Regions from separate parts of the Homo sapiens genome. Here all the other regions are linked to region 1. A link is a loop called in an ENCODE intact Hi-C map of the cell type or tissue named here. Cell type or tissue: B cell. All regions are shown on one strand. Each heading gives the region's core, and the rest is flanking DNA. Links, peaks and the distances in the headings are about the cores only. Region 1 has its middle 260 kb from the start of ZNF608. Region 2 has its middle 79 kb from the start of ZNF608. Region 3 has its middle 380 kb from the start of LINC01170. Region 4 holds the start of LOC107986391 (a long non-coding RNA gene).

Region 1 (5,672 bases), core at 410-5,409:
ACAAACAAACACACTGCATAGTTTATTTATTACATAATTCATTGGACCGAATTTATTAAATCATACCAGGGCTTAGCCTTGTATGGTCTATTGATTTCTAGTTTAGTCCTAGATTATAACTTGACCTACTCTTCTGCTAGATGGTTTACAAAAACCGCGAACAAAATTTCACAATGCTAAAGACATAAAAAGCAAATAAAAATCCACCATGCTAAATGCTCTCAAGAAGGTCACCTTTCTAATCCAGCTACTGTTACCAGAGAATACCTACAACAAAGACAAGTTTGTTTATGACTGTGGTCCGCTGCTTATCTGCACAATTTATTGGTCACATAAAATATTTTGTAATTTCGTACTACAGTGGGTTTGACAGAAATGTCCACATATCTTACGTAATACTTTGACTGGTTCTATCTATTTAAATTTAAATCTAAGTATATTATTTGTAAAGTTTCTAGGTTGAGTGTAAACATTGCACTGTATGCATAAATGGTTAAACCTAACCTAAACATAACCATCACATTTCTAAGAAAAGTATTTTTCTTCCTATATTTTCTTTGAGTAAGCAGAAAAAAATCCATCAGTACTTACATTTAGGCACATATCAAGCTCCATTGTTTACTTTAAGAATTAGAGTATAAATGAACTTCTTTCTTTTATATAAATGCACATATTTTTACACTGAAATCTCTCAGCTAACTCGTGACACTTGACATTAATCACATACATAGATCAACAAAGACTTTGCTTTCATATAGAAAGTAATTTCAAACATATTTCTAAATTATGACTTGTTATTGCAGTCAATTTAATTATCTAGCTAATGACAATGTATGTTCATAATCAAAGTAGTCAAAAATACCAAGTTTAGTAATTAGACCATATAATTCCTTAACAACTCAATTTATAATGGAAAAGTACAATGCTTTTAGACAATGTTCTTCAAATACTCCTCTATATTCAGAATTAGGAATTCCACAGTGTATTCTTTTGACATTTAAAGCTGGAGATGGAGTGTTTAGGTTAGAAGCGTAGCTCCCTCCTGTATTCTACCTGAAATTGCTTGTAAGTCACATTACATTCTAAATCCATTTCCCCTCAAACCATGCTGAGGGTATAACATTTACTCTCTGTCATTAATGTTCTTTTCTGTAAGACATACCAATATGAATTGTAACACAATGAAACAATTAATCTTTCTTGGGCAATTTTAATGATTCTATAATTATAGAAAACTATAGAAAATCATGTTTTCCCGTTTATCAACTCAGATACTCAGTGACATTTCAATGCCAAAGACAAAAAAAAAAAAAAAAAAAAAAAAGGCGGGGTGGGGGGGGGAAGGGGAGAATCTCCTGTATTTTCATTTTAAGAGTATCATACTAACGGAAATCTATAAACTAAACATAGATAGTGTCACAAATGCAAACTGACACATGGCATAACTGGTGGCTGTGCAAAAATCCAGCCGGAAAAGTACTAAAATAGGCTAATTTCATTTCTGCCAGCTGCCTGCCTTTCCATTCTTTATCTCAGCTATTAGGTTTGAATAAATTTCATCTCCCACACTACAAGTAATGAGCAGGCAATGACTTATGAAGCACCGAGACCAAGTTAAGACAGAATTAGAATACAATTTTAATGAGACGGAGCTGAGAAAGTGGAAGTGTTACTCCTTTGACAGACTTGGCAAAATACCCAATATTATTTCAAATGCTCTTTCCTTTTTACAAAGAAACTGTCAAATATTAAAATAAAAATTATAAAAAATAAGACTGAGGAATTCTTTAGGGGCAGATTGTTAATGTGATTGTAAGCTAAAAATAGTTATTAGAGAAGTCATTTAAGGAAGAGAGCAAATGTGACTTCAATGTAAACATATTAAATATAAATACTCCTCTGAAAACAAACAACATGCTTTGGTTTCTCTGGGAAAAAAAAAAAGCAATTAACATTCAGGTAACATGCATCTCTTTGAAATGAGGTCCAGAAATTGTTGGGGGAATGGAGAGTAGACAAATATTTTCTTTGTTAGCACTTAATTGGAAGTCTATAAAATAATGTTATTATATGGCTTTGAAATACACTCAAAATAAACTGGTGTAAAAACAAGATAAACTCAAGCATGATTTTTTTTTAACATCCAACGTTCAGTACACCAGGTGGTGGGGGCAGTCCCCTGGAAGCATAAAGGGAAGTGGTCTTTGGCTAATAAGGAAGGTTTGCACCACAATAAAAGCATTTATTTTCACACTTAAAATCATGGGGAAGGTGTTCAATGGAAAAACCCAAATGCCACAAAATAACAAGAACAACTAAAATTGTTAAGGACTTCAAACTACCAAAACTAATGAAAGGGATTTTCCAGCCTGATGCCCCCACTCATATTAGGTAACGACGTCCCATCCTCCTTAGATGCCCTGTGCCTTCTCAGCTAAGCTGAGCTGAGGTCTGGGCCAAATTGAGCAGCACAGCAAGGCTACTTATACTCTACACTTTAAATTAATTCCTCCAAACATCCCCCAAACAGTTACTGGAGGCTTTTTTTCTCCCCCTCCCCCCACATACCCCTTACTGTTTCTGTCTTTCGTTTAGTGATTACTTCCTGTCGGTTTTTCTAGTGCCTAAAACATATGTGATTTGCTGCAGGCAGTCAGTATTTATAAGGAGAGCCTCACAGCAGGTGCCACTTACAAAAAAAGGCCCCTGTGAGCATGAGTGCACAAGTGTTATCCCATGACCCAAGGGTCATGCTGCTGTTCCTACACAATGTTTAGCAAAGGAAGGTTCTTTCCATCAACAACTGATAAACAGTATTCGTCTGATCGGCCAGATTTTTTATGAAATGATAAAGCGAATGAATATATCTATGCGTCTTTAAAAAGATACATGCATGCTTTCAAAATTATATGTAGCTATTCTGACTCTGCGGTCAACAAATGACCAGAAAAAAAAATCTAGTAATTTTTTAATGCTGATGGGTAATTTCACTCGGTGCCCCCAGTCTTCCATGCCCCAAATTCACTTCCTTGACTTTGAAGTCTGGGTCCCTTAAAGCTGTGAAATTTCCTGGATAACAAACAATGCTAAGAAAACTTTGTTTTGAGAAAATAGATTTGATAGCCATGGGACCTGTAAATGTAGTTTGCTTTTTACATCCAATAACAGTGACCAAAAAGGGGTGTGCTACCTTTTCCCATAAATGTTTCCATTCTTTAAACAGCATGTTAGAAATTCAGTTAAAGGGATTTAATGGAGCTAATTATAGTTGGTGAACCTCTCTAGCTTTCTTCTTGTTTTTCCCCCTGAGAGTTGTTCAGCATCACCCACTTGCAATGCAAGCTTTCCTTAGCCTGGATCTGTCCAGTGATGCTCCCTATTCCACGGGCCCCCATCAGCATATCTATTGTAACTTATTGTGAAAATCAGACCCAAGAAATCCAAAGAAAGCCCAAGGCAATACGGGGAGTTTTAAAACTGTTCTCCCAAGTATGATCAACAAATCACATTTTGGTGTATTTAAGGTAATCCTTTTGGGAGGCCTAATTAAGTTGGTAGGAAAATTATGTGATATCTATTTTATATTATAATATTATATAAAATATAGGTTATATATTCCAAGGTTATATATTATATAGGTTATATATTACAAGGTTTGTCATGTTTTATATATGAAACATGATACAAAATTGGAAGATGTATTTCCAATTCATGAAAGAATAATGAAAGAAGACAAAAGAATGAAGCTTTAGTTGTCTACCATGTTATACATTTACAGTATGCATAGGGGAAAGGTCACATTGTCAGTTTATATCCAACAAAGATTACTTAAGAAATTTGGATTTTCACAAATAATAGAGTCTTATGCTCCCATCTCCCTGTTACCAGCCACCACCTCCCCACCCCTCAACAACCTGATTTCTAAGTAAGAACCCTATTTAGTCCTCAATAACAGAATAAGAAATATTCTTGGTCTGTCATTTGGTCAGTGTCAGATACTAATATGGCAAAAATTAAAATGCTAAGTACTGCTTAATTTCCAAAAAATTTTATGAATCTTGCTCACAAAATTCAGAGGTGGACCTCGGATATGGCCTTGGACTTGGAAGATGGAAAACACACTTGTAATTCTCATTGCCCCTGGTTGTAGGTACTATATCCCATCTATTCCTTCTCCTTTAACTCCTTCCTCCATTTTGGTGTTTTAATTTTTCCCACATGGAACCTTGGGCATACTCCCATTGTGACAGGTACCTTTGTATACAGGCAGCTTTCTCACTAGACTGTTAGATTCTTTTCTGTGCCTAAGAATTAGGATATTGATGATTGGTTGCTGAAAGGATGGATTATAAGATAATGACTAATGCAGTTCAGTGATGGGTAGATGGTCACTCAAGAAGGCTGGCTTAGAGTCCTGGGGACCGGGGTTCATAGAGAGTCGTCATAGAGTATGACAACCATCATAGAGTATGAAAGCTGGCAGGAGAAACTAGTTATACTTCTCTCCTTCAATTTCACTTTTGACTTTCCAGAATGGTGTAACAAATTAAGATTAGACTGAAAATTAAGATTGAACTGAATCAGACTCTTTAAATTGGAGTTCCATTTCTAATGATGTCAGTTCTCTCTTGGTGAAATAGGACAAGTTTCTTAACCTCCCAGATCCAATTTCCTCTTTTGGAAATATGGGAATTAACAGTACCTACCTCACAAGATTAAATGAAATATCACGTGTAAAGCACTCAGTGCAAGCTCAACAAGTCATCTTTCCCTCTCTTGTACTTTCATCCAAGCAGTCCTTGTTGCATATCTGACATTTAGAAACTTGGCCTTGTCAATGTTTAAGCAATGATGGTGTTGAGAATCAATAAGCCTTGTTAGGGAGTAATGTTTTTCATAGATTCTCCAGCCATATTTTTCATGATAAGAGGTTTTTCTGAGAGGTGATTTCTGACATTCTGCACAAATCAAAATTATTCAAGGAGACAAAGGCATTGATCATCTTCTCGTTGCTTGTTTTCCTTGACCCCTCTGGCAGCTTTACCAGCATTCTCTATAAATGCCACATATAAATTAAAACTGGCTTTTGCAAGTAGATAATTCACCCCACCTAGCCCATTTGCCTAGTTCCAGGGAAATTTGCCCCTTGATAGTATTTTTTAAATATTGACAAAATTTTAATTGTGTTAAAAAACATATAACATGAAATTTAACATCTTAACCATTTTAAAACATACAGTTCAGTAGTTCTGTTGTACAACAGATCTCCAGAACTTTTTTTACCTTGCGAAGCTGAAATGCTATCCCCATTGTACAACTACTTCCCATTTTTCCCTCCCCCAGCACCTCTGGTGATATTTTTAATTGTTGGTTTTGGTCAAATTTCAGATGTGGTGACATAAGAATACATATCTGGTCATTATTAGAGTAACCTTACAAAATAGCTTTTTTTCATTGAAAAACATCTATGTTCACAAATGCGGTATTTAAAATGCTCATTTTCTGCTACACATAACATTAATAATAAGAGTAATTACCCAAGAAATATGGGACTTTAAAGCTCATTCTCACCCTGAAGACACCGAGAGATTATGTTTTTAACCTTGGGCTCTGATTTGGTTGTGAATGGAAGATGGTATAATGTATAAAGATGGTTTTCCATAGAAGATGGT
Region 2 (5,672 bases), core at 417-5,416, 180 kb before region 1:
CCATAAAAAATGATAGGGAAGGTAGATGATGGATATGTGAATCAGTTTGATTTAATCATGCCATGTTGTGTACATATATCAAAACATCACATTGTACCCCATAAATGTGCACAATTATGATTTGTGAATCAAAATAATTTTAATACTAAATTTTTAAATTTCTTCAGGTACCTCAGAAAGGACTCTCTTTCATTAAGAAGTATAGAAAGTGTTTATATATATGTGTCTACTTATGAGGCTAAGAGGGAAAATGTGTTTTTATTTAAGCCTGCCGTTTAAACAATGGAGAGAATAGGCCATCCATTAAGAGTTTGATCCCATCCAACTAGCATCATGTATGAGAACTTATTTGTCCCTTTCACATTTATACTCTAGCCCTGATTTTGCTTGGCAACTTACTGGAGAATTTTCAGTATCTTGAAAGCTCCTTAGTATTTTGAGAATGGCACTGAATTGTTTCCCTTGTAACAGATTTAGCAAGTGAAAAATGGAGGGTTTTTTTTCCCCTCATTTTCAGACATAATCTTGGCAGAATGTTTAAAAGAAAGATAAACAAAATGTCAGGAACACTTACAAAAGAACACTGCAACAGAGATGCAAGAGGTGGCAGGGAACAGAATAAATGGATATTGTCATACAGATGGCAGCTGCTGCTAGATTGTCCAATACAGTGATATTTAGTTTTCTTCCATGGACACTGAACTCGTTTCAAATAGCCCTGACACGGCAAAAGTGGAAAGGAAGCGCCTTTCCTTTTCTTCTCTGCCACATGGGGTAAGTCATAAAGTCATTCTTGGTACCACGGACTCATCTATTTCCAGAGAGGTTATGAGTGTAAGTGGGAGAATAAATGTTTAGCTTCCCAAATCACCTTGTTCCCTGGGAGGTTTCATCAAACCTAGCAGAATCTGTATGGATGCTCCAAATCTGTCTGTTCTAAGCACCCACAGATGTTTTCTCTTGGCACTCATAATAAGGATCTAGGATTAAATGTTACCATTTAATAATTAATTCCATTCAAACTCTCCCTCCCTTCTGTTGAAGGCTGGCACTCTGGTATAACTGCTGATGTGCTGACATCCTGGAACACCCGAAGTGCTGATTTCCATGCTATTTGTAACATTATATTCAGGATAAAAGTACTTTAATTTCCCAAGATGTAGTATTGTAGTTTTCATAAACTGGACCATATGCTGGGATGTGTTCATACACCTGCAGTTAGTTACATTTATATGTAAAAGTTGTCAGTTGATTTCTTTCAAAGAAATTGAGAATGTGGATTCTCTAACATTCTCCTAAATTATTTTCAATGTGAAATCCCTATGCCTTTATTAGACATATAATATGTTATCACAGAATTATACAAGACTCCTGTTTCTGAATCAGGAATCATCGTCCTCTTTTAAATCACACTACACATCTATAAAATTTTAACATTTGAGGAATCTGAGTGAGAGGTATCCATATAGTCTTTATATTATTTTCTCAACTTTTTGGTAATTCTGAAGTTATTTCAACACAAATCATTAAAAAATTACACTAAATATATGAAGTAGCTTGGTATATTCTTTTAAAATAAAACATCTTCTGTTTTATCTAAAAAAATCTGTCATTTTATATACAGAAAACATGTAGTTTAAAGGTTCTACCCCGCTACCTATAGAAACATAAAGTAACAGATATGTTTGTTGTGTAACTAACAAGGTCACAGGCTGTTCAGCTGCTGGAGCAAACTCGATTAAGCCCGTGATAATCTTTTGAAAGATTGTAATTTATCTCCATTTGAAGGGCATTATCTTAGTTCTTCAGCTATCACAGGGAGCAAGGGTAACAAATATTCAGTGATGAATTTTTGAAAGCTGTAGTCAGATCTTGTTCTCTTAAACCCTTCTAAAGGGCTGTCAAAAGGCAATGAAATAAAAATTGTCAAATTTATCCACAGACTTACATAATGGCTGTTATCTGAGAAAGTGGTTTATGATTCATACAGTCACTACCTTTACTTAAGCAATTTCTTGTTTGTGTTAGATTGAAAACAATCTGTTCCCATTGCTCACGTGGGAGAGATTACCACAAAAGGCTCTTGTTTACTTGCAATAAGAAGCTATGAGACACAAAATCCATGAAGAGGGGATCTATACTCTCAAAACAGTGTGGTACTTTCATTAAGGGTCAGCATTATTGACCACCTTTTTACCGTGTTTTCTTGATTTAAATGTAGATTTTGGAGTCTACAAGTAGCTTTGAATATTTGAAATGGATTTTGAAACTAATTTTTAAGGAGGACGAGAGGAAAATAACTGATTTAGTATCTTCTGCATGGTAGGGGCTCTGCTTGGTAAACAGGTTATTTTTATTGAATTTTGCGAACAACTCCCATGAGGTATATATGATTTACATCTTACAAATAAGCACATTAAACACGGAAGCTGAAGTACACAGCACCCATTCACATTGTGAAGTCATTGAGAATTGAATTGGGGAAATATTCACCACAAAGATATATCTTTCCACTACTATCTATGCTTGCAACTGTTTGTATTTTCTTCCACTTTCTGTTGCTTATAACAGAATACCTGAAACTAGGTAAATTATAAAGAAAATGAATTTATTTCTTATAATTATGGAGGCCAAGAAGTCCAAGATCTAGGGGCTGCACCTGGCGAGAGCCTTCTTGCTGCTAGGACTCTCTACAGAGTCCCCAGGTGGTGCAGGGCATCACATGGTGAGGCGGCTGAGCATGCTAGCTCAGGTCTCTCTTCCTCTTTTTATAAAGCCACCAGTCCCACTCCAGTGATAACCCATTAATCCATGAACCCATTAATCCATACATAGATTAATCCATTAAGGATGGCAGAGCCCTTATAACCCAATCAACTTAAAATTTCCACCTGTCAATACTGCCACATTGGGAATTAAATTTCCATGTGGGTTTTAGAGGGGATAAATGTTCAAACCCTAGCAGTTTTAAAAATGTTTTTGTACAATTTTGTCCGATCATTTGCTCAAGTGAGTGATTTTTTTCCCATCTATGCTGAGAACAGTTTCTTTGAGGTGCAATATTGCTATGATGTAGATATTCAAGTGGCCTGAAAAGCCTCAGTAACACTCAGTAAGTGTGGCCTCACTGATTCTCAAAAGAGTAAAATAAAAGTGGGGGATGGGGAGGGAGAAGAGGAACTGATAGGCCATTCCAGTGTCTTGTGTATTTAGAATGCACAGACCCACTAGCTTTAAAATATTACTTTATGTAACTTAACTTTTTGCTAGTTAGACTTGGGAAGGGTGATGAGAGAGATGGAGTATGGCAAGAGTAGTGTAAGAGACATACAATTCAACTTTCTGTAAAAAAGTAAATGCATAATCTTTATACACGGTTTTTCAGTTGTCTGTAAAGCCAACCACATAATTAGGCCAAGTTATTTGAGCACAGGAGAGAGACCAAGACTACCTTGTATTTTTGATAGACTTGGTTTAACTTAAAAATGGAGAATGACTAAGACAGGCTTATAAACATTAAAGTAATTTAGAAACTTACATATTTACAAATTAAATGCTTTTACCCACAAAATATCAAATGCAGCATAATTATGCTATTCATAAGATAGTAATAGGATTAAATTTTTTTTTTTTTTGAGACAGAGTCTCACTCTGTCACCCAGGTTGGAGTGCAATGGCATGATCTTGGCTCACTGCAACCTCCGTCTCCCAGGTTCAAGTGATACTCTTGCCTCAGCCTCCTGAATAGCTGGGATTACAGGTGCGTGCCACCACGCCGGGCTACTTTTTATATTTTTAGTAGAGATGGGTTTTCACCATGTTGGCCAAGCTGGTCTTGAACTCCTGACCTCGTGATCTGTCCACCTTGGCTGCCAAAAGTGCTGGGATTACAAGGCATGAGCCACTGAGCCTGGCCTAAAAATATTTTTATTTGTAATGTAGTACAGGTGGTGTGGTCTAGTAATAAGAAGTAAGCTTGAAGTAGGGTACTAGTCACACAATTGTGTACATTTGTCAAAATTTATAAAATTGTGTACTTCAAAAGGGTAAATTATTTCTTGATGTAAATTTTACTTCAATAAACCAGACTTTTCTCTTTTTTTTTGAGACGGAGTTTCGCGATTCTTGTGCCTCAGCCTCCCGAGTAGCTGGGATTACAGGCGCCCGCCACTACACCTGGCTAATTTTCTTTGTATTTTTAGTAGAGATGGGGTTTCTCCATGTTGGCCAGGCTGTTCTGGAACTCCTGACCTCAGGTGATCTGCCCACCTCAGCCTCCCAAAGTGCTGGGATTACAGGTTGAGCCACGCCTGCTTTCTAAGGCCCTAAAGATCTTCATGAATATTGGTGGCATTATTTTGTGTTGGTCAATTCCATGAGAGGGTCTACACTGGATCTTCTAAACTTCTTAGATCCTCTTTCATCTTGAGAGTAGTTATAGAGGTTCTCTAGAAGCTCAGCTTTTTGGTGGCAGCTTTTTGGGGCATAATCTTCACTAAATACAAGAACATTTCTACCTTGGGCCTATCCTGAAAAAAATGAGGGGCAAAGCTGACCTACCTGGAAAAGCATATTTGTTCAATTATTGTTCCTTTTGCTTAGAGAGGAACAATTGCTTTTCAGATTCATTTCTTCTGTGGATAGACACAATTTTAGAGTTAATTACTCTTCAAAATAAAGTTCAGACTCTCAAAAACAAATCTTACTAAATCCGTAGTAAAAACAATGTTACTATACTTGAAGCCTTTGACAGAGCGATAGATACATAAATTTTCCTTTAGACTAGAGAAGTATTTACAGTCTCTTAACTAGTTATTCTTATTCCTAATTATGGATTTATTTTATTATATGAAATTCATTTGCAAACTAATTGTATAGAACTAACAAAATATCCCAGACATTATGGATTTCTTCAGTTGTTTAAATTTCAGTTTATAAATTTGGTAATAAGTCAGTCCTTGTGTCATATATAAAAATAGAGTAAGCTATATTATCACATTTCTCCAGAAAATTGGCTGAAGTCTGTTATCAGTCAGTTAAAATAAAAATGCACAAGTATGTGGAAATACCATTCTTTTCTATGAAATTTAGCCAACCTTAGAAATAATTACATAATGTTAATGGACCACGAAATTTCTAAAATCCTCTAAAGTTTCACCTAGATGATTTTGGTACTTATCTCTGGTAGGGATGCCCTGCTCTTTTTCTATATCAGAGGGATTTTATTGAGTTTCCTCTTTTTTTTTTTTTTTTGGTTCAGGTATGATGATAGGGCTGGCCTGAACCAGCTTGTTCATTAGTAATTTCTCCAGTGGGAGAAATCTGTAGGGCTACTACGTAGACCAGGAGCATGCCAACTAGTGCAATGGATTGTTCCTACGAACTGATTTTCCATTTTTAGGATTTTGGTGAGCTGATTGTTAAACACAGTCATTCTTCAAAATTAGATTATGCAAGTTTTAAATTAAATAAATGATGTTAAAACAAAGATAATATATTAAAATCGACCACCTCTTAATTATTTCCATGTTCTTGAGGTTATCTCCATCTATTGTAAGTGTATGATAGAAATGTAATATAATGGTGTACTGCTTCATCTTTCCCCAACTCTGTGTGCAATGACATTGCCTTGGTAGCTTGAAACTGACCATCATAGATGGGAAATCAGCAAC
Region 3 (5,000 bases), core at 1-5,000, 950 kb before region 1:
AATTCACAGTTTCCCTGAAAGATATGAGGGAAGGGGTTTGACAGGATGATAAAAGAAGAATGCTGCTCTACTCATCTTCTTTCAAAGGATGGAAAGACTTGTCAACTCTATCCTAGTTCTCAAATAAAGCATGAAATTTACAACCCCAAATTGAGATTCTCATTTTCAGCCACAGCTATTCTTAATTTCTGTTCTACTGATACTATAGGCATAGAGAGATAAGTCAGATGATTTGCAGCTCAAACTATAAAAGAAGTTTTGGAAAGACAATAGAAAAGAAGAAGGTTTGGTAGGTTTGGAAAATTCTTTTTCTTCTAATGCACTATAAAATGTGAAGCAGAAACACAATAGCTTAATGAGTTTCCATCTCTGTACTGTGACAAATCTACAATTTGGCCATTGTAAAAGTAATGATGTGTTTCATTAATTTCATACGTTCTTTTAATAGAGTATTTGGAGGAAAGACATTTTTGCTTTAGAAATTAGAGCAAAGAAAAGCGGATAAAAGCTTCAAGTTGGTGTTCAGTACTTCCTGGAATACATTAATAACATTCATCCGCCTTTTCAAACACACAGACAAATCTCAAAGTGATGCTTTGTCTTCTCAGTCATAATTCTAATAATAATGGAAGATGAGACATCCTTACCTCCTAGTCTCTCCCCACAATCCCCACTCCCTGGCTTGCACATGCACACAAATAATGCACTTTTTACTAGTACATTTGCATCTGGAAGTTCACATTCTATAACCTCCATCAATACATGTGGATACTCCAGGGCACATCCTCTGTGCCATTTCCAAATGCCCTATGGGGCTCACTCTTCAGACACAAGTCACATAATCTATGTAGTTCCACCTGCCTTTTCACAGATATCCTCATAGTGTGCTTTCTTAGGCTGGGATCCCCCAGGATCTGACTCCAGATAAGGATTTTAATACAAGTGCTTTATTTGTGAGGGGATCCAAGTAGCACCAGTAGTGGGATGAGGAAATGAGAGAGGGAAGGTAAAGAAGCCGCTAAACGGTGCCCTACTGAGCCAGTTATCATGGTGGGCAATGGGGGCATAACCCCACTGGGGACTGTTGAGAGCCAGTGTAAAACATATCTCAGAGTTCTCACCACTGGGGTATATATCCACCAACTCCCATGTGCCATTGGCTGCTCTCTGGGGGAATGAAATCCCAGTGCTTCCAGCCTGCACTCTTTGTAAGTCAATGGAAGCTGTTAGGAGGAAAGCCAAAAAGTCTTGCAGTAGGGCCCCATCTGTACGTGTGGGACAAGTGAGAGCTGAGAGGGTGAGAGTGAGCAAATGTGGCTGCTGATGGTGCCATAAGACTCCTTTATACCTCAGTTGTCCAAATGCTACTGTCCACAAACCATATGGCAGGTTTTCAAACCAGTCACAGAAACACATTCATCTGCCACACTTCTTCCTTGCATTCAGAAGCTTGACAGTGATGAGTTTTACTTGACTATGTCTTTAGAAACAACTCTGGGCTTGTTCTGTAACCCTAACAGAGGCAGCTGGAATTTACAAACCCACTGTGAAATGTGATGGGCTCAGTGTGTTTCTTCTCCAGCAGTGTCTTACTTCTCTTAGTGAAATTTCTGTCCCAATCTTGTGAATAGAAAAGCGAGGCTGGGGGTTTGGGGATGGAGTGGGAGGAAGGAAAATCTACATCATAGAGAAGGTTTACATATAGAAAAACACAGCATAGTGGGGTAGATCTCAAAGTCTATTGCAGTTTTCTGAAGGGCAGAAGGTGGGTTTTTTGTTGTTGTCTATCATTTTCCTTAGAATTACCAAGGGTAAATTAAGTGCTGCTCTAGAAGCCCTGTCATGGCCAACAACTCGGCAATGGACTGTTGAGGTCTTGAGGTTTCTGCAGAGGTATTTTCAGTTGGTGGGGCTCCAGCACTTTCTTGTTCCGCAGTTCTAAGCCTATTTGCATGAAGCATTCTTCAGGTTAACTGCTCAACTCTCACCTTCATGAATCTGGCATATGAGCAATTATCTCTCTCCAAGGACCGGCATTTGTTGGTCTGATTTTCTCGTTCATAGAGTGATGAGATTTCTGCTTGACGTCCTAGTGCCCCTGAGCCTGGCAGGACATGAGTGGTACTCCTGGGCAACCACAGCACTGTTCCAGATAAGAGCAGTTCTCACTCTGAGGACCCTCAAGTCTTCCATGAACTCAGGTCCTTAAAGACACAAGAACAAATACCTAAACGGGAACTGCGCCGAGACGTGTGTATGTGTGTACATGTGGGTACCTTATGTGGAAGCACACACATGTACATGTGCGCAGGAGCTGAAGGGAGCATGATAATTCCCTACGATGCCATGAATAAGAGAACAGCTGTTTATCTCAGATATTAAAAGAATGTCAATTGGGTTGAGTTTTCTTTTGGCACAAGAATAAGGAATGCTTAAGTTTCCCACTTGCATTTAATTTATTTTTAGGTTTATTCACCACCATTTGTCAGGTTTCTTGAGCGTGACCTGAAACTGACCTTTAGATAAACGTGAAGGCAAACAGAGCCCTGAAACTCTATCTGTATGTTCTTTTGTCTTGGGAACTGTAAATCGGGGCATTAGGTGAATAACACAGCTTGGCTTTGTGTCATGAAAAGTAATTCGGGCTGTGGTAAGGGCAGGATTTATGAAGCTGTCTGGCTAGACTTGGGCAAAATGCCAGCTTACACCTGCCTTGCAGATATGGATGTGTGCAGTTGTCACCTTGCTGAAGCAGCCAAATTCCTTTCACTGGATAGAGGCATTGCTCTGCCACCAAAGCTGGGAGCGGGTAGGGAGGCACTGGTGGGGGCACCTGCTGTGGAGGAGCGAAACAGTCTTTAGGAAACAGACAGCATAGACTTCCCTTTTTGAACTTCCCTTTTCTAACTCCCAGGCAAAACTCTCTTTAAAAAAAAATGTAATTACTATTTCCAAAACATTGTAAGTAATCTTGTGGGGTTGGCAAGAAAATGAAAGTAAATCAATTTGCAAAGCTTTACAGCTTTTTTTTTTTTTTTTTAATGAGAGATTGTGTCATAGCTAAGGTGGCTATATAATTTATCATCCAAACAGGGACACTTTTCAAAGTGAAAAAGGGAGGGCTGTAATTAATTCAGCCAGGACAACAGGCATAAATTGGGGCTGTCTGAGGCAAACCAGGATGGACGAGGACCCTAGTCATGAAAATTTACACTGCCACACAATGAACCCACCAAAGGACTGTTGTGTTACAAGGATGCTTCTCTAAGAAGTGACAGAAATTACACTGTCTCGTTGATGGTGCTGGACTCCCTCCACAAAGCAGATGGCCAAATTGTCATGATGCCAAATCACACTGCAGAATTTCTGTAGTAAAATCGTCATGCGCCCTTTTTCTCAGTGCCTTCCCCATCTCAGAAAAGTGCAAAAGCTCAGCAAATCCTTGCTTTTCCTGAGAATGGCCATCAGATAATATACAAAGCCTGGTCAGCATCTGATTAATTAGGATAAAGGCACAAGGGAGAATGTACAGTGTATGGGGAATAGCACTGATCTTTTTTATCTCAATGCTAATGAACTTTGACATGAACTTCCCCTTCTCCAGCAAAGTCATTTCTTAGAGTTTTCAGCTTTCTCCCCACTTTCTCATACTTTATAGCTTCACTGGTGTATTCATTTCATATGGATGCCATAACAAATAATAAAAAAATTTGGTGTCTAAAAACGAGAAATTATTTTCTCATAACACTGGGAGCCAGAAGTCTGAAATCAAGACGTCAGCAGGACTATGCTCCCTCCAAAGACTTTAGGGGAGAATTCTTCCTTACCTCTCCCAATTTGTGGTGGCTCCTGGTGTTCTTTGGCTTGTGGCAACATAACTGCAAACTCTGCCCCTCTTTCCACATGGCCTTCTTCTTGGGTCTCTGTGTCCTTTCCTCTTTTATAAGGATACCTGTCATTGAACTTTGTGCCCACCTTATATCTGGGATAATTTCGTCTTGAGATTTTTAAATAACTACATCTGCAAAGATCTTATTTCCAAATAACATTCTGAGATTCTGGTTTGACACAGATTTGGGGGGGAACATTGTTCAACTCACTACAATTAGTAAATGACAAACAAATAAATTTCTAAAAAGTAGTCCTTAAACTCCTGGCGACCCCTAGCCCCCATCCAGGTAATTGACTGCATGTGTTGTGAAACCCAGTGCCTCTACATTGCTTCTCTTGCTGTGCGGTTCACATGACAGTCCAGAGGAGGAGGCTACCCACAGAGAATGTATAACTTGAACTCAGCCTTAATAGAAGCTTAATAGAAGTTTGGATAAATTGTGAGAAGGGAGAGGGCATTTGAGTTGAAATTTTAAATCTCTCTTTTAAGCGTCAGCCATAGTGATAACCAAAATGTCTCTTCCTTCTGTAAGAGCCTAAAATTCAACTCAAGCAGGCTTATGCAAAAATGGGCTAATGTATCAGCGATAGTAACGGAAAAGTCCAAGTCTAGGCCCAAGAATCACTGGATGTTGCTCCTGTAAGAGTGCTTTCAGAAATACACTAGTCTCTTCTTGACTTGGGCTTCCTCTGTTTTGACATAATTCCTTGAGAAATGGTCCCAAGCAGCTCCATACTAACAGGCTCTCACATTAGTAAATCCAACAGAAATTTCATGTTTCTTTCCCAGCAGTTCCAGAAAAAGTGGATGTTAAATGGCTGTGATGGTCACACGTTCTCTCCTGAGTAATCATTCTGTCAGGGGCTACTGTACTCCTCCTTCCAGGTCTGAGTCACCTGCCCTACTTAGAGCCATGGGGTGGAGTCAGCCATACCCAAATCATGTGGACTAAGCATGAGAAGAGTGAGGGAGGATTCACTTATTCTAGGAAAGCCATTGTGATGTTAGAGGGGAAGGAGAAATAAATGTAGGCAAACAAAAATAACGGCTGTCCACTCCCCTCACTCTGACAACTTTTACAACCACTTCAGACACTATCGGGAGAATT
Region 4 (5,672 bases), core at 386-5,385, 55 kb before region 1:
ATGTGGCAGAAGCCTGAAGGAAATGAAACATCCTCTGTAACTCCATTCTGTTCTATTTCTGTTGGCTTTCCCGGGAATTCAGGTAGTCAGACAGAGAAACTGAATACCCTTCTTGTGGTTGTCTGAACGTTCAAGATCTCTGAATCGGCATGGGAGCAGTAAAACAAAGTTAGGATGTGTTGGTCAGAGGAACAAGGGGAAACTTAAAATGAGTTTGAAAACTATTTGTTAAAAAATGTAAAAGCCTTTTGCCTGTCTGGTACATAAATTTGCTGAAAGGCAAATTAATTTCTAATGACCTTTCTTAAATTATACAGTGTTTGAATTTGAATGTTTAGAGACCAATGGTTTGGTCAGGTAGGCACAGTGGGTTTGTTGTTGTTGTTACTGTTATTTGTAATTGTTTTGCTGTTTTTTGTTTTTGAATGCCTTCAGGTACATTATGTATTTTTCCGTTGGCCATAGGCCCAACTGCTCCCTGTTATTTTATACATATTCAAAGTTAGTATATTTATCTTTGCAAATCTTTAGTTAGCAATTTTAGAGAAAGCCTGTTGTTGTCAGGTAATAACAAAAGCCGCCTTTGTATAAGTGCCTACAGTTTGTTAGGCACTTAATCACCATTTACCATAACAGCAATCCCATTGGTAGATACTATTATCCCACTTAAAAAGATGTGGAGCCCACTAAGTAGTAATGCTGGAATTTGAACCCAGGTAAGTCGAGCTCCAACACCTGTCCTCTTTCCGTTATGCCTCAACTTCCTTTAGATTCAGGAATCAGAGAAATCACATTATATACCAACTTTAAAATATGTCTCTTGACACAATGTACAGGATAAATGACATCTGTACGTTGTTAAGTTCCAAGATAAAAAAGTGCAAGAACCTTGAACCTCAACTAAGATTCATAAAAGAAAGAATGAGGCATTTGTTCTGGAGAAGACCAGCAACTAGGAAGAACAGATTTTTTTTCTTTTTCTTTTGGTAATACTGCCTGAGGGCCCAAAGTGGTCAACCTTTGTCATAATTCATTTGGCAGGCCCGTAAAGATAGCTCAGTCATTTAGTCTAACAAAATATTTTTTAGCAGTCAGGGTACATACTTGATTTGGATCCAGGGACAAATGGCTCTCCAAGGGCTTGCTGGCAGGTTGATGACGCGATGCATCAACTGGATGTATCAGGACTTAATAGTACTGAACCATGGAGCACATTTAAAAAGCTCACATACGTTCTCAAATATCATAGAATATAACAAATTTCATTGCCTTCAACTCAAATGATATTTAGAATATGTGCTACATCAGTCTTTCTGCTCCGGGATTCAGTAATGGTCCAAGGTTGTTGTCTTCTTTTCAAATGTAAAAAGCTTAACTTGAAATATGGGTCATTTATCTTGGGCATGGTTTGAAATGGCATATATTCGATCATGTTGTAATACATAATATCTTACAATTTAACCATAAAGGAAGTTACAGCCACACATCATTTTGTCCAAAATCACTGAGAATGGAGATGCGCTACTTAAACACATTTTCTTGAATACCTTTCTTTTACTTTGAAATCCTCCAAAATTATAAAACTAACTTTTACTCATTCAGGCTTGATTTAAACAGAATCAGCTCCACAATTGAGCTTCCTAATGACTTAAAGTTTTTGTGTAATTAGCTTTTTTATTACTAAAGTCGGGGAAAGGAGCACTAAAGACAGTCTTACGGATTTGTCTGGACCTACCTTCAACCTTCAGCACTTCAGAGTCAGAAGGTGTTGCTTTTGCCCTGCCTTCTTGTCAGTGATTATGCTTTCTTCTTTTTTGCTTACTCTGATTTTTATCTCAGAAAATAGATATTAAACTTCTAAATCTAAAATTCCAAAAACAGAAATACCAATCCCATTTATGCTTTCTTCTTGAGTTATGTCTCTTGTGGAGATGGTTAATTGGTGACCCTTCTCCTTTGCCCCCATTCCCAAAAGATATGTCTACCTCTCAACCTGCAGAGCCTATGAATATTGCCTTATCCAGAAAAAGGGTCTTTGGAGATATAATTATGTTTCTTCAGAAGAGGAGCTTATCTTGGATTATTCAAGTAGCTTCCAAATGCAATGACAGATCTTTGTAAGAGATGCATAGAGGAGACAGATGTACAGGAGGAAGCCAAGTGAAGACAGAGGCAAAGATGAGTGATCCAGTCACAAGCTTCTGACTGCCATCAGAAGCTGGAAGAGGTGAGGAACAGAATCTCCCCTAGAGCCTCTGCCTACACACTGATTTAGTTTTTTTGTTTTGTTTTTAACTGTTTTGTTCTTTTTCTGTTTAGAGATGGGGTCTCGCTATGTTGCCCAGTCTGGTCTCAAACTCCTAGCCTCAAGTGATCCTTCTCCCTTGGCCTCCCAAAGTGCTGGGATTACAAGCATGAGCCACGATGGCTGGCCCTGAATTTGGACTTCCGGCCAAAAAACTGTGAGAAAATACATTTCTTCCATTTTAAGCCACCAAGTTGGTGCTAATTTGTTACAGCAGCCACAGGAAACTAATACAGGAGGTTTCTGTCTTTTCCAGACTGTGTAGAAGAGCTACATATTATTGGCTTTGCTTTTTTTAACAAGTAAATTTATATGTTTTGTTAAATTGTTCTTTGCTCAAACTCTGTAAACTTCAGACAAATTAAGTTTAACAGAGGTGAATTGAGCAAAGAACAATTTATGAATTGGGCAACACATGCCACATCCTCCCCTCACCCACCAGAATAAATTCAGAGTGATTTCCCTCCTGCCATGTGATCAGAGAGGATTTGTGGACAGAAAAAGGAAAGTGAAGTAGAGAAAATGGAAGTGAGGTACAGAAACACCCTGATTGGTTACAGCTTGGCGTTTGCTTTACTTGAACACTGAAAAGTTGGCTGCTTGTGTGTGGTTAAAGTAGCGCTTCTGTGATTGGCTGTGACTTGGCTACTTGTTACAAGAGTAGGTTGCAGTCCGTTTACACATCCAGCTAGGTTACAGCTCACTGCAGTATGGAGAAACCTCTAGACCAAACTTAAAATATGTAAGGAGGCAGCTTTGGGTTAAACTTTTTTTTTTTTTTTTTTTGAGACAGAGTTTTACTCTGTCACCTGGGCTAGGAGGCAGTGGTGTGATCACGGCTCCCCGCAGCCTCAGCTTTCCAGGCCCAGGTGATCCTCCCACCCCAGCCTCCTGAGTAGCTGGGACTACAGGTGTGTGCCACCAAACCCGGCTAATTTTTGTATAATATTTTTTGTAGAGATGGGGTTTCTCCTGTTGTCCAGGCTGATGTCAAACTCATGAGCTCAAGCAGTTCACCCGGCCTTGGCCTCTCAAAGTGTTGGGATTACTGGTGTGAGTCACTGCACCTGGCCTGGGCTAAACTTAACAGTTTTCAGTTTCACTTGTGCAGAGACACTTTTCAGTAGCAGTGTTCGCTGGCGCCCACATATACTCTTAAAGCGAACACACTAACACCTACTTAATACCCTTCATCTATTTGCTTGTTTTATTTATTTATTTTTTTTTAAGAATTAAGGTGAAATGGCTTTAAAGCAAAAGATTATTGCCAGAATTAGAAAGCACTCAGGATAAAAGTGTCTCTCTGATAAAGTCCATCCTAAAAGTATGTCTTCAAACTCTGTATGGCAGCAAAACTGCTCGTGATTTAACTTGCTTTGTCTCCACTTTCTACATCAGTTTCTTTCTCTCTTCATGTAGTTTCTGAAATATTTTTGTGGTAGACTTTACAAATCTTAACCAATGTATCTAGTTCAAATGTCCAATGGAAGATGTGCTCCCTTAAATGTAGGCATGGCTATCTATCTTGCTTTAGCCAATCATATATGAGCATCACTTGGCGTCAGAGTATTTACTTCCTAATGCTCAACCCTCAATTTCTTTCTTCCTCTGCCATTTCAGTTATGGAGGCTTGTGTTGATGTGGAGGTGCAGTGATGTGGAAGTGGCCTGAGATGCTGAGCTCACAGGTAGAGGACCGCACCCCCAAGAAATCTCAGCAGGCTAGTAATAAACAAGAAGTACACCTTTGTTGTTTGAAGCCACTGGGGCTTTGCCGTAGTTTGCTATTGTTGCATAACCTAGACTATTGTGAATGATACATTTTCTTAAGTTTAAGTTTGGTGATTAATTTTAAATTCTGGGATCTGCTCTACTGTTTTTTTGGAATTATTTCAATGACATAAATATTTTCTGAGATATATTACCTTGCAATGAGATGACCTTAGGGACTTGCACAAACTTAAAGTACAAAATGAGAACTCAGTATTGTGAATTCAGCGGCCTTGGTCTGGCAAAAAGACTAGCAAGTATTAAAATGCAGATTCTGGGCTGGGCACAGTGGCTCATGCCTGTAATCCCAGCACTTTGGGAGGCCGAGGCAGGTGGATCACTTGAGGTCAGGAGTTTGAGACCAGCCTAGCCAACATAGTGAAACCTCGTCTCTGCTAAAAATACAAAAATTATCCGGGCATGGTGGCGCGTGCCTATAATTCCAGCTACTCGGGAGGCAGAGACAGAAGAATTGCTTGAACCCGGGAGGCAGAGGTTGCAGTGAGCTGAGATTGCACCACTGCACTCCAGCCTGGGAGACAGAGTGAGACTCCTTCTCCAAAAAAAAAAAAAAAAAAAAAAAAAAAAAAAATGCAGATTCTGAGTTAAAAGTCTCCTCTGTTCCTTGTTGTGAAAACTGCTTGTTAATTGAAAAACAGTGACAAGGTCCTATAAGGTATTTTACTTTAAAATTATATACAATAAAAATGTTTGCTAAATGAAGAATCATCATAAAACCAATTTGTTTTACAGCTAGGAGAGACTTTTGTGTTTATCAAACCTGTTATTTTTACTTTCTTTGGCAAGTGGTTGATTCTTTTTCGGGGCAAAAAAAATGTACACTATGTACCAGGAACAACTTATCATATCAAGAAATCTAGGTAGTTACTAAAGACTACTGGTTAGGTCTAAAGGGCCTGGGGGCGTAACTAAAGATGCTGTCCCTGTCCAAATTAGGATAATGTTAGCATCAAGTTTTCAATCAATAGCTTGATCATATCAAATATACTTAAAATCAGGAGTTCATAACAGTATATAACAAAAAAGGCTGGACTCAGTGGCTCATGCCTGTAATCTCACAACTTTGGGAGCCTGAAGTGGAAGGGTCACCTGAGGCCAGGAGTCTCATGTCAGACTGGGCAACAAAGCAAGACCCCATCTCTAAATTTAAAAAAAAATAGAGAAAGAAAAAGAAAGTAACCTCATTGCTCCATTTTGAAGGATGCTGAGGAAGCAACTCACTATTTTGAAAATTTGTAAAAATGCAGGGATATATCCTGTCTTTCCAAAATGACTTGTACCTCAGGGCAATCCAGTAGTTAGCAAAGGGGCACTTCTCTTTCTTTTTTCTTAAAGACAGGTCTCACTCTGTCACCCACAATGGGAGTGCAGTGGCTCAATCTTGTCTGCAACCTCTGCCCCCTGGGCTCAAGCAATCCTCCCACCTCGGCCTCCCAAGTAGCTGCGACTACAGGCACGCGCCACCATGTCCAGCTAATTTTTAATTTTTTTTTAGAGAAAGTGTTTTGCCATGTTGCCTCAGCTGGTCTCAAACTCCTAAATTCTCTCTCCTCAGCCTCTCAAAGTGCTGAGAGCGA

What was found. A loop is a pair of places that touch in the nucleus more often than their neighbours do. Peaks named below come from ENCODE experiments on the same cell type or tissue, not always from the same donor. Only the 100,000 strongest peaks of a DNase experiment are listed, where the experiment ranks them.
Region 2: a loop joins it to region 1, with 10 times the contacts of the local background. A loop is called at or near these places in 2 of 110 quality-filtered maps.
Region 3: a loop joins it to region 1, with 5 times the contacts of the local background. A loop is called at or near these places in 2 of 110 quality-filtered maps.
Region 4: it touches region 1 in a loop (2.3-fold over the local background); 4 of 110 quality-filtered maps call a loop at or near these places.

Annotation. Positions count from the first base shown.
Region 1 is chr5:125,003,905-125,009,576 of GRCh38, forward strand. No RefSeq gene overlaps it. Among named protein-coding and RNA genes, the nearest start is that of ZNF608, 260 kb to the left of the region's middle. RefSeq lists a silencer at 2,668-2,717. In B cell, for the core only: no CTCF peak of the experiment used is centred there; DNase peaks (open chromatin) are centred at 1,607, 2,417 and 2,567; H3K4me3 peaks cover 1,264 bases; H3K27ac peaks cover 2,078 bases.
Region 2 is chr5:124,822,991-124,828,662 of GRCh38, forward strand. No RefSeq gene overlaps it. Among named protein-coding and RNA genes, the nearest start is that of ZNF608, 79 kb to the left of the region's middle. In B cell, for the core only: no CTCF peak of the experiment used is centred there; a DNase peak (open chromatin) is centred at 2,721.
Region 3 is chr5:124,054,607-124,059,606 of GRCh38, forward strand. No RefSeq gene overlaps it. Among named protein-coding and RNA genes, the nearest start is that of LINC01170, 380 kb to the right of the region's middle. RefSeq lists an enhancer at 2,106-2,295. In B cell, for the core only: no CTCF peak of the experiment used is centred there; DNase peaks (open chromatin) are centred at 2,075 and 2,835; H3K4me3 peaks cover 2,139 bases; H3K27ac peaks cover 2,463 bases.
Region 4 is chr5:124,948,965-124,954,636 of GRCh38, forward strand. LOC107986391 (a long non-coding RNA gene) reads left to right here and starts at 1,888. Exons shown (of 5, transcript XR_001742528.2): 1 at 1,888-2,227; 2 at 2,320-2,462; 3 at 3,926-3,992. RefSeq lists an enhancer at 3,878-3,997. In B cell, for the core only: no CTCF peak of the experiment used is centred there; DNase peaks (open chromatin) are centred at 2,907, 3,367 and 3,807; H3K4me3 peaks cover 809 bases; H3K27ac peaks cover 2,035 bases.